Linked DNA regions of Homo sapiens: region 2 is linked to region 1. Evidence: read pairs that join two places in POLR2A ChIA-PET (ENCODE). Cell type or tissue: Caco-2. All regions are shown on one strand. Links, peaks and the distances in the headings refer to the core of each region. The heading gives the core; the rest is flanking DNA. Region 1 has its middle 3.0 kb from the start of IFNAR2. Region 2 overlaps PAXBP1 (PAX3 and PAX7 binding protein 1).

Region 1 (5,223 bases), core at 224-5,223:
GACTGTTATGCTTTCTTGGAAAGCCGACTTTCTTATCATTATATAATTGTCTTTTACCCCAGATAATTTTCTTTGTTCCGAAATCTGCTTGCCTGAAATTAATACAGCTACTCCAGCTTTCTTTTGATTAATGTTAGAATGTCATATATTTCTCCATTTTTCTTCTTTTTTTTTTGAAACTGGATCTGCCTCTGTTGCCCAGCCTGGAGTGCAGTGGCACAATCATAGCTCACTACAGCCTTGAACTCCTGGGCTCAAGTGATCCTCCCACCTCAATCTCCTGAGTAACTAGGACTACAGGCACCTGCCACTACACCCAGCTAAAATTTTTTTGTTTTTTGTTTTTTTGGTTTTACTATGTTGGTCAGGTTGGCATTTTTAAAAATGTAATCTATCAGTGTCTCTATATTTAAAGTGGGTTTCTGGTAGACAATATATAGTTGGCCCTTGATTTATTTTTAAATCCACTCTATTAGTCTCTGTCTTTTAATTGGTACACTTAGACCATTCACTTAAATATACTATTGATAGTTAGATTAATATCTCCCATATTTGTAACTGTTTTCTATTCAATGCACTTGTTCTTTTTATGTTTATTGTTGTTGCTGTTATTGTTTTTCTTCCTTCTCTTTTTCTGCCTTCTCTGTTGTTGTTGTTTTTTTGTTTTTTTTTTTTCTTTTGAGACGGAGTCTGGCTCTGTCCCCAGGCTGGAGTGCAGTGGCACGATCTTGGCTCACTACAAGCTCTGCCTCCTGGGTTCACACCATTCTCCTGCCTCAGCCTCCTGAGTAGCTGGCACTACAGGCACCTGCCACCACGCCTGGCTAATTTTTTGTATGTTTAGTGGAGACAGGGTTTCACCATGGTAGCCAGGATGGTCTTGATCTCCTGACCTCGTGATCCGCCCCCTCGGCCTCCCAAAGTGCTGGGATTACAGGTGTGAGCCACCATGCCCAGCCCTTCTCTGGTTTTAATTGAATATTTTATATGATTCCATTCTCCCCTCACTTAGCACATTAATTGTATTAGTCAGGATTCTCTAGAGGGACAGAACTAATAGGACAGATGTATATATGAAAGGGAGTTTATTGGGAGAATTGATTCACATGATCACAAGGTGAAGTCCCACGATCAGCCATCTGCAAGTTGAGGAGCCGGAAAGCCAGTCCAAGTCCCAAAAGCTCAAAGTAGGGAAGCCAACAGTGCAGCCTTCAGTCTGTGGCCAAAGGCCTGAGAGCCCCTGGCAGATCACTGGAGTGAAGTCCAAGAGTCTAAAAGCCGAAGAACTTGGAATTTGATGTTTGAGGGCAGGAAACATCCAGCATGGGAGAAAGATGGAGGCCAGAAGACTTAGCCAGTCTAGCCTTTCCCCCTTCTTCTGCCTGTTTTTATCCTGGCCATGCTGGCAGCTGATTAGATGGTGCCCACCCAGATTGAGGGTGGGTCTGCCTTTCCCAGTCCACTGACTCAAATGTTAATCTCCTTTGACAACACCCTCACAGACACACCCAGGAACAATACTTTGCATCTTTCAATTCAATCAAGTTGAAACTCACTATTAACCATCACATTAATTATACTTCTTTTTAACAAATCTTTAGTGACTGCCCTAGAGTTTGCAATATACATTATAACTAATCTAAGTCCATTTTCAAATAACAATACACTAATTCATGGGTAGTACACAAGTATCTTAGAAAAGAGTATCCCCAATTTCTCCCTCTCAACCCTTATAACATTGTTATTATACATTTCACTTATTCATAAGCTATAATCAACCAATATGTTGCTGCTATTATTATTTGGACAATTATTCTCAACCTGATAAAGAACATCTACAGAATCCCTACAGCTACTCACAGAACTCAGGAAAGCACTTTACTTACTATTACCGGTTTATATAAAAGATACAATTCAGGAACAGCCAAGTGGAAGAGATACCTAGGACAAGGTATGGGAGAAAGGGGCACTGAGCTTCCATGCCGTCTCTAAGTGTACCAACCTCCCAGAACTTTAATGTGTTAACCAACCCAGAAACTCTTCAAACTCTGTTGGTTGTTCAGGGGTTATTTATGGAGGTTACATCATGTAGGCATGATTGATCATTAACTCAGTCTCTAGTCCCTCTCTCCTTCCTGGAGGTTGGGGTGGAGGGGGTAGGGCCAAAAGTTCCAGGCTTTATTGATTATTGGGCTTGGTCTTTTTGGTGACCAGCCTCCATCTAAAAGCTATCCAGGGGCTCACCAAGAGTAGCCTCATTGCTGGGCGCGGTGGCTCACGCCTGTAATCCCAGCACTTTGGGAGGCCGAGGCGGGCAGATCATGAGGTCAGGAGATTGAGACCATCCTGGCTAACATGGTGAAACCCCGTCTCTACAAAAATACAAAAAAAAAAAAAAAAAATTAGCTGGGTGTGGTGGCGGGTGCCTGTAGTCCCAGCTACTTGGGAGGCTGAGGCAGGAGAATGGTGTGAACCCGGGAGGTGGAGCTTGCAGTGAGCCGAGATCGCGCAGCTGCACTTCAGCCTGGGAAAAAGAGCGAGACTCGGTCTCAAAACAAAAACAAAAACAAAAACAGTAGCCTCGTTATAACGCCTATCACCCCTATTACTCAGGAAATTGCAGGGGATTTAGGAGCTCTAGGCAGGAACCAGACCATATATTTTTCTATGAAAAAACAAAACCCTTAGCATAGCGATCATCATGATTTTAAATTCCTAGTCTGATTTGCAAATTCTCTGCCATCTCCGAGTCTTATTTCTAAGCTTGCTTTGTCTCTTCCAATTGTGCTTGGTGTTGTCTGCCTTTCAGCATGCCTTGTAATTCGTTGTTAAAAACTAGATATAACATATCAGGTCATGGGAGCTGAGATAAATGGCCCTTTAGGATAAGGTGTTAGGTTTATCTGGCTAAGAGTTAGGCTGTGTTAAATGTTTGCTGTAGTTGTAGGTGTCAGAGGCTTCAGTTTTATTTAGTGTCCTCATTTTTGTCTCCTCCATTGTCTTTGGGTTTTCCTAGAAATGCCTTCTTAAATGGAGTTGTAATCCACCGTTATTATACTACAGAGTCCTGTTGATGTGGTGGTAAGATACTGTGGAGGCAAAACATTCTACAATCTTATGATTAATTCCCAGAGTTTTCTTTAATGGGCCTGAGTCTCTGGGCTATGACCCTCCGAGAAGTTTCTTAACTTTTGCTTTTTTCCTCCAGTCATGATAGACAGGAAGGCTAGAGGGGGCTGAGTTGTCTAATTGCCCTTCTGCTAGGTCAGTTTAGGCTCCAGTAATGTAATTGCCCTGAGGACAGGTTTTTGTTACAGAACACTCTGGGCATATCTCAAAATGTTTACTTTTCCCCTCCCACCGGCCAGTCAGGAATTTTTCTGTGGTCTTTACCATGAGAACTTGGTAGAGCTTCTTGGAGTAAACCTTTAACAATTTGGGGAGCATCCCTCTAAGACTGAGTACCCAACAGTGTTTAATTCTCAAGCTAGTCCACACTCAGTCTCCAGCAATTAGTCAATTACAATTTAAGTTTTGCTATGATTTCAGAGGCTTCTGGTCCCTGTAAACTGTGATTCTTTGCATTTGTCTGTCTTTCAGTTTTTGCAGTTTGCCCTGTGACTCAATTCACTGATACTGAAACAAGAAGAGTTGTTAATCTTCAATTTGTTCAGCTTTTCTCTTGTTGTGGGGAGTGGAGTGACAGCTTTCAAGCTCTTCACACCTTGGCATAGACTGCATTTGCTTTTGTTTTGTTTTGTTTTTTGTTTGTTTGCTTGTTTTGAGACGGAGTCTCGCTCTGTCGCCCAGGCTGGAGTGCGGTAGCGCAATCTTGGCTCACGGCAAGCTCCACCTCCTGGGTTAACGCCATTCTCTCGCCTCAGCCTCCTGAGTAGCTGGGGCTACAGGCGCCCGCCACCACACCTGGCTAATTTTTTTTTTTTTTTTTTTTTTTTTTTGGTATTTTTAGTAGAGACGGGGTTTCACCGTGTTAGCCAGGACTGCATTTGTTTTTTAAAAAATCTTTTTCCTAATTATATAAGTAAGGATGTTTACTGTAGAATGTTTGGAAAGGAAACAAAATAAAAATCACCTACTATCATCCAATCTGCAATAAGTCATAGTTAAGGTTTTGACATAGTTTTATTTTTAATATATATGTTTATATAAAAGAGTGCATGCAGCACATGGAGTTTGGTATTGGATTTCTCCCATTTTCAGAGGCTATTTCTGCAAATTCTCTAAAACTGTGGCTGAAAATATTTTCAATGTTGAATGTCTTTTATAAGAAATAGGATCCTAGATAAGTTCCCTTCAGATCGTATGGGGCTGGTGGGAATTCTGCCAAGGGTCACATAAGAGGCAGGACCGTGACATCCTCTTTATGATCACCCTTGTGCCTAGCCTTAAAGGAGTATCAGCAAATGTTGGTTGACTTCATAGATTAAAAGGCTCATTTTTCCCATCTACAAAAAGTATGAAACATCCTCCTCCTCCCTTTCCTAGGAGGCCAGAAAGCTGAACGAGAGATTAAATACTCAGTTAAAACAATTTAGGTGGTTAGTGTATCTTTTCCCTCTCCTTCAAAAAGATATTAACATTTCCATTTTAGTAGCTGTAATGTTTAGAATATACATACATTTTACTTGAAAGCTGCCTCATAGTCTATTTTGGTTTTGGATTTTCTTTTTTTTTTCGTTTTTCTTGAGACAGAGTTTCGCTCTTGTCTCCCAGGCTGGAGTGCAATGGTGCAATCTCAACTCACTGCAACCTCCACCTCCCAGGTTCAAGCAATTCTCCTGCCTCAGGCTCCCAAGTAACTGGGATTACAGGCGCCCGCCACCACGCCCAGCTAATTTTTGTATTTTTAGTACAGACAGGGTTTCACCATGTTGGTCAGGCTGGGTCTTGAAGTCCTGACCTCAGATGGTCCATCTGCCTTGGCCTCCCAAAGTGCTGAGATAACAGGTGTGAGCCACCGCTCCCGGCCTCATAGTCTATTTTAGAAGTTGACAGGCTATAAATAACAAGCAGACAAATTAATGAAGAACATCTGTCTTTCTGCCTATCCCGAAACACGTTGATCAGTGGGGGGTCGAGGGAAGGGTAGGAGTATGGAGAAGAGACCCGCGGAGAAGAGGGGAGAATCTACAACGGATAATGTTGTAGATATTTACAACATTTACTCAATGGTAGGTATTTTTATCCTCGTTTTACTAGTTG
Region 2 (5,502 bases), core at 248-5,247, 490 kb before region 1:
CTGTTAAAAGGCTTCCTCTGTGGAAAAACACCACAAATTTCCAGTGTGAAAGTAAGTCCATGGTGGTATAAATATATATATGCATAATTACACAATTTACACTGCACACATCGTTTACAGGGGACAATTAACTGAGAGGGTTAATTTAAATGACCATACAAAATACTTCAGTAAACAAAGTATGACAGGCAGTAAAGAAAACATTCATAGACTCCTAGAAATAATCTGAATTCCTTTCATTCTGAAGAAATATCATTTAAGGACACAGTATTGAATATAATGTTTTTTGTATTAAAACAAGAATTGCTATTTTACAGTTTAAGAAACTTTACATATATACAAAATTTACACATTGGGAATGGTAATCAAGCAAATAGGTTTTTCAGTCTCATAGATCTATTTTCCTTCGATCAAAGACTTAAATTCTTTCACATTGTGGTCACTTGCAACAGACATAGCATGATCCAAAGCTCGAACACTTGCAAGGAGTTTTACTATCTGTTTTATGTTTTCCCTAAAAGAAAAAAATATAGCAGCATCTCATTAATTAGTATATCTAAGAGAAAATTTGCTACTGATTTCATGGCTATTTTAGAGCTTCTGCAATCAATTTTTCCAAGCACACATTTTCAAAGAAAGGAAACAGATATGCAAGCTACAGCATGTTAAAAAAAAAAAAGTTTACATTTATCCATATAGAACAAAACTTACATATGTTTAAATGACTAGCCCAGAGACAGGGGACCCATTTTAAAAAAGCAAAACAAAATTCATTGAGATCAATGAGTTTCATTAATATTGAGAAAGAAAAGAAAGCAATCTGTTTTCAAACTACTTCAGAGGCCTGTCTCCCATTCCTTCCCAAACCAGAGTCCTGGCTGTTTTAGCGTATACCTGGAACACAAATCGTTATTTGTGTCTCTTCATCACCAATCTGTCAAGATCCAGCATAATTTCCACTCCACCAAAATTCACTAAATAAAGTATAATCTGACTTTCCTTATCACTCCAGCTAGAAGTCATTCTGCTTTCTTACTAGGAAGTAATCCTCAAATTTTAGCACACATTAGAATTACCTAGAGGATTGTTGAAATGCAGATCATCCCTGGCCCCACCCCAAGAGTTCTATTCAAGAGGCCCAGAGTGGGGCCCCGAGAACTTGCAAGTCTATCAGACTCCCATGCCATGCTGATACTGCTGGTCCAGGGACCACACTTTAAGAATGACTGTTTTAACATTTAGCTTAAACCACTCACGAGAAACAAGACATAATATGACATTAGTAATTGTCTCATCTCTTCTACAGAATTGTAGTAAGCACCTATTAGGGAAGAATTAGAATTTGCAAAACTTTCCAACCCACATGAAACCTGCTTTATGTGCACTGCACAAAGCAGGTGCTTACATAGCTGTTAAAGTTCTTTTCTGTAGAAAAGTAAACACTATTTGTTGATATTTAACTTCCAAACAGAAACACTGTTAAATATATGTAAATCAAAGTTTAAAATGTGATAAAATTTATCTAGTAGAAAACACAGAGAAAAAAATATTAGTGCCAACAAATAACAAAATGGCACACACTAAGAACAAAATCAAATCAGCCAAAACCTGCCAAAGAATTTTACCATTAAAATCTTTTTTGTTGTTGTTTTTTGAGACGGAGTGTTGGTCTTTCACCAGGCTGGAATGCAGTGGCGCAATCTCAGCTCACTGCAACCTCTGCCTCCCAGGTTCAAGCAATTCCCCTGCCTCAGCCTCCCGAGTAGGTGGGACTATAGGCACGCACCACCACACCCAGCTAATTTTTGTATTTTTAGTAGAAACAGGGTTTCACCATGTTGGCCAGGATGGTCTCCATCTCCTGACCTCATGATCCACCTGCCTCAGCCTCCCAAAGTACTGGGATTACAGGCATGAGCCACCATGCCTGGCCTAAAATCTTTAATAGCTACTTTAATTTTATTGTGGAAAAAATATCCAATTTTCTTGCAGGAAAATAGGTCCTTTTTCAAGAAAGGGGAATGAGGGATCAGAAGAAGGTTTTGTTATAGGGGTATGACTAATGGTGTGATCTAAACAAAAATTAGACTTTGACATTATGAAGATATATGAAATTAAAATTTTAAAAAGACAATTCCTTCAAACTGCCCTACTTAGTGTTATTATTTACTTTTTATGCTAGAGATTTATCCCAGAATTACCTGAACACCCATAAATTAATGTCCACAGAAAGGCTAATGGTTCACTCACTCTTTTCTTACAACCCTTGATAAAAATTAGAAATAAGTTGCCCCAAAAAGCCATGAGTGATAACCTCTAGTTCATAATATTGATTAAAACAAAAAATCTCCCCAAATTGGGAGATAAACTTGAATTTAAATCTGCATAATGAAACTCCAAACAAGAGAGTCTGAGACCTCTCTAATTCTTCAAAGAGGGAGACAGAGAAAACAACCGTTTACTCACTCCCCTGAGGGTTGGTCCTTACCAGAAGTCTTTCCTTAGTATCTTCATAAATAACATACTGAAAAAAAGTAAAAACTGCTAAAATGAAAAATTATGTGCATTTTTGGTAGGTTTATAATACTAAGTGAACATACAATTTAAACTAAAATATAAACATCTCTACTTAAAACATTTTAATACTAAATCTGGCAACTAAACAACTCTAGATTACCATTTCATTAATTACAAAATTACCTTGCATTTCTTTTTTCCACATCAGAACACCCGATACTATTTCTATAAATTGTATCCGCTAAGTGTACAAGGTATCGGCAAAAGTTTTCTAACTGAGAAATAGTCCTTTCTCCTTTCAGATTCATGAACCATTGTTTGGGGAAACAATTGATTACCTGTGGAGAAGAAAGACGTAAAATAAAATAGTTAAGACAGAATAAATTAAAGTATTAAAAGCAAAGTCTAGTTAATGGGTATAAATGTATTTCACCAGAAGACGTGCTTCTGAGCTACAGCAATTACTCTGAAGAAATATTCTTTTAAATCTGACTTCCTACATTAACTAAACCAATATACCTAAATTTTTACCCCAACCAATGGGTTAGGCACTCAAAGCAAAAGATAATCTGTCCAATATTTGAGTAAATTAGTAACATAAAACTGACAACCAACTGCTTCATTTTCCAGTCTTCTAGGATGGCCTAAATATACTGAATTTCCTTTTCCAGCAGCTTTTGATGTAAAAATGAGTGGTATAAAAATGAAATTACAGCACCCCCATCCCCTGCAATAATTCCACGAATAGACATCCATGCATGCTGCTAAGGGAAGTCGAGTTGGCCCAGACTGAGGTTAAGATAATAAGGTTATTATTCTGAAATCAAAACTTTTATTTATACCTATAAAAATATCAAAACTTTCACTAATATCTATAAAAATATGGATATAGATGGATATATATATATATAACAGTATGCATTTTTATGTAAAAAATGCTGTAGGGGGTTGGAACTACCTGGGTAGGCAAACTGTCAACCTTACATGCAAGTCCAGTAATCAAAGGGGTTTCATAAAATTCTCAAATCCCTCTTCAAACAAACAAAAACTTAATTCATTTTAAATTATATGCTTTAAAAACTGTACTATGCATTTAACTCACATTTTGGGCTTTTTTGATGCTGTCATCTCCATATTCTGAATTCTGAAAAGCCATGAGAATATATCGATTTAATAAACCATCTATTGATAACTCTTGCAGAGTTTTATTTGAGAAAATGCCATACCACTGAAGAAAATTGCCTAACAGCTGGAAAGAAGAAAAAAAATAGGTAATGTGAAACAATTAGATTAGGTACAAAGTAAATAAGTTACATAGTAAAACACCATATGAAATACAGCAGACCATGTCTTGCCAAAGTACTAAGAAATATTAATACTTTCAAAGGTACAGATATTTCCTAGAATGGTTACATTTGAATATTCAATTTTAATTAGTCAAAATCGAAACAGCCACATGTAGCTAGTGGCTACAGCACTGGTCAGCACAGATACAGAACATTTTCCATCATTGCAGACAGTACTATCAGGGAGTGCTGAGTCTTAGGTAAGTGTCCTCCATTCAAAATTACACTCTAGCTGGTTCTATGCACACCCCCACCCCGCCCCGCGCTGCCCACAAAAGATGGGAGAGTCTGACTACAACCCTGCATGGCTACCATGTATCATGAACTACAACCAAGTTATATCACTTATGCATCTCAAGCTACCCAAGCTCAATCAATATATAGAAAATGAAAGCTATCATCATAAAATGAAAGCCCCATCCCATCCCACCATAAAAACTTATAGTTTCCCAGTTGTTTCTCAACTTAGTAAATGGTAACACTATTCAACCAGCTGCTTGCGGCAGAGGTCTGGAGGTCATTCCTGACCTCTCTCTCAAGTTGTGTGTCTCCACGACCATCCAGTCTGTCCATTTCCCTCAGTTCCTGCTGCCATCCTCCGAATCTGACCCACCTTAATCTCTTCAGAACCCTGCAGTTACTCCAGTGATTATGAGCAAGAGCACTGAGTAGCCTTTCTGAAGCAGGGCTCTGCAAGAGTTCTAAACCTACAGAAAATGATTTGTGTGGCTCTTTACTCAGTTCTCCCAAGAATGATACATAGCTAGTACTGTTACAGATGCAGGGGAAAAAGAAGAATTCATTATAGACAATGGAGGCCTTAGGGCATTAGGTATTAAGTCTCCCACAGAAGCCCAGTTGAGAAGAGCAGCTCAAGAGTCAGACTGGCTGAGTTTGATTCCCATCTCTAATTACCAATGGAATGACCTTGTGCAGGTTATTGTGTGCCTCACTACCCCATCAGTAAAGTGAAAAAACAGCGTGTACCTCATTGAGCCATTCTGAGGATTCAACAAGATAATCTATGTAAAAGGTGCGGGACAGTGCTTGGTACATAGTAAACACACAGTAAGTACTAGTTCCCATAAAATACACAATAAATACCAGTTCCCATTTTCACTATCACTATCCATACCTACTTCAATCTATTATCTCCACATAGCAGACAGAGTAATCTTAAAAATGGTAATTTATAGACCTGTGGTTACGGCCGGGCGCGGTGGCTCACACCTGTAATCCCAGCACTTTGGGAGGCTGAGGCGGGCAGATCACGAGGTCAGGAGATCGAGACCATCCTGGCTAACATGATGAAACCCCGTCTCTACTAAAAATACAAAAAAGTAGCCGGGCGTGGTGGTGGGCGCCTGTAGTCCCAGCTACTCGGAAGGCTGAGCCAGGCAATTTATGGCTGGGCACAGTGGCTTATACCTGTAATCCCAGTACTTTGGGAGGCCAAGGAAGGAGGACCACTTGAGCTCAGGAGTTTGAGACCAGCCTAGGCAACACAAGACCTCGTCTCTTTAAAAAAAAAAAAAAAAAAAAAAAAAAAAAGGCAATTTGTTTACTTACCTTAAACCCTTCCATGACACATATAGTTAACTGGTTTTCAACAAAGGCACAAAAGCAATTCAATGGACTG

What was found. ChIA-PET counts read pairs that join two places held together with the same protein. Peaks named below come from ENCODE experiments on the same cell type or tissue, not always from the same donor. Only the 100,000 strongest peaks of a DNase experiment are listed, where the experiment ranks them.
Region 2: POLR2A ChIA-PET joins it to region 1 with 12 read pairs; 2 of 35 experiments call an interaction of 5 or more read pairs at or near these places.

The regions. Positions count from the first base shown.
Region 1 is chr21:33,224,303-33,229,525 of GRCh38, forward strand. No RefSeq gene overlaps it. Among named protein-coding and RNA genes, the nearest start is that of IFNAR2, 3.0 kb to the right of the region's middle. In Caco-2, for the core only: no CTCF peak of the experiment used is centred there; DNase peaks (open chromatin) are centred at 2,157 and 3,329; H3K4me3 peaks cover 116 bases.
Region 2 is chr21:32,734,554-32,740,055 of GRCh38, forward strand. PAXBP1 (PAX3 and PAX7 binding protein 1) reads right to left here. Exons shown (of 18, transcript NM_016631.4): 16 at 3,620-3,766; 17 at 2,701-2,855; 18 at 1-514. The coding sequence ends at 397. PAXBP1-AS1 (PAXBP1 antisense RNA 1) reads left to right here. Exons shown (of 4, transcript NR_038879.1): 3 at 3,719-3,788. Among named protein-coding and RNA genes, the nearest start is that of PAXBP1-AS1, 9.2 kb to the left of the region's middle. In Caco-2, for the core only: no CTCF peak of the experiment used is centred there; no DNase peak of the experiment used is centred there.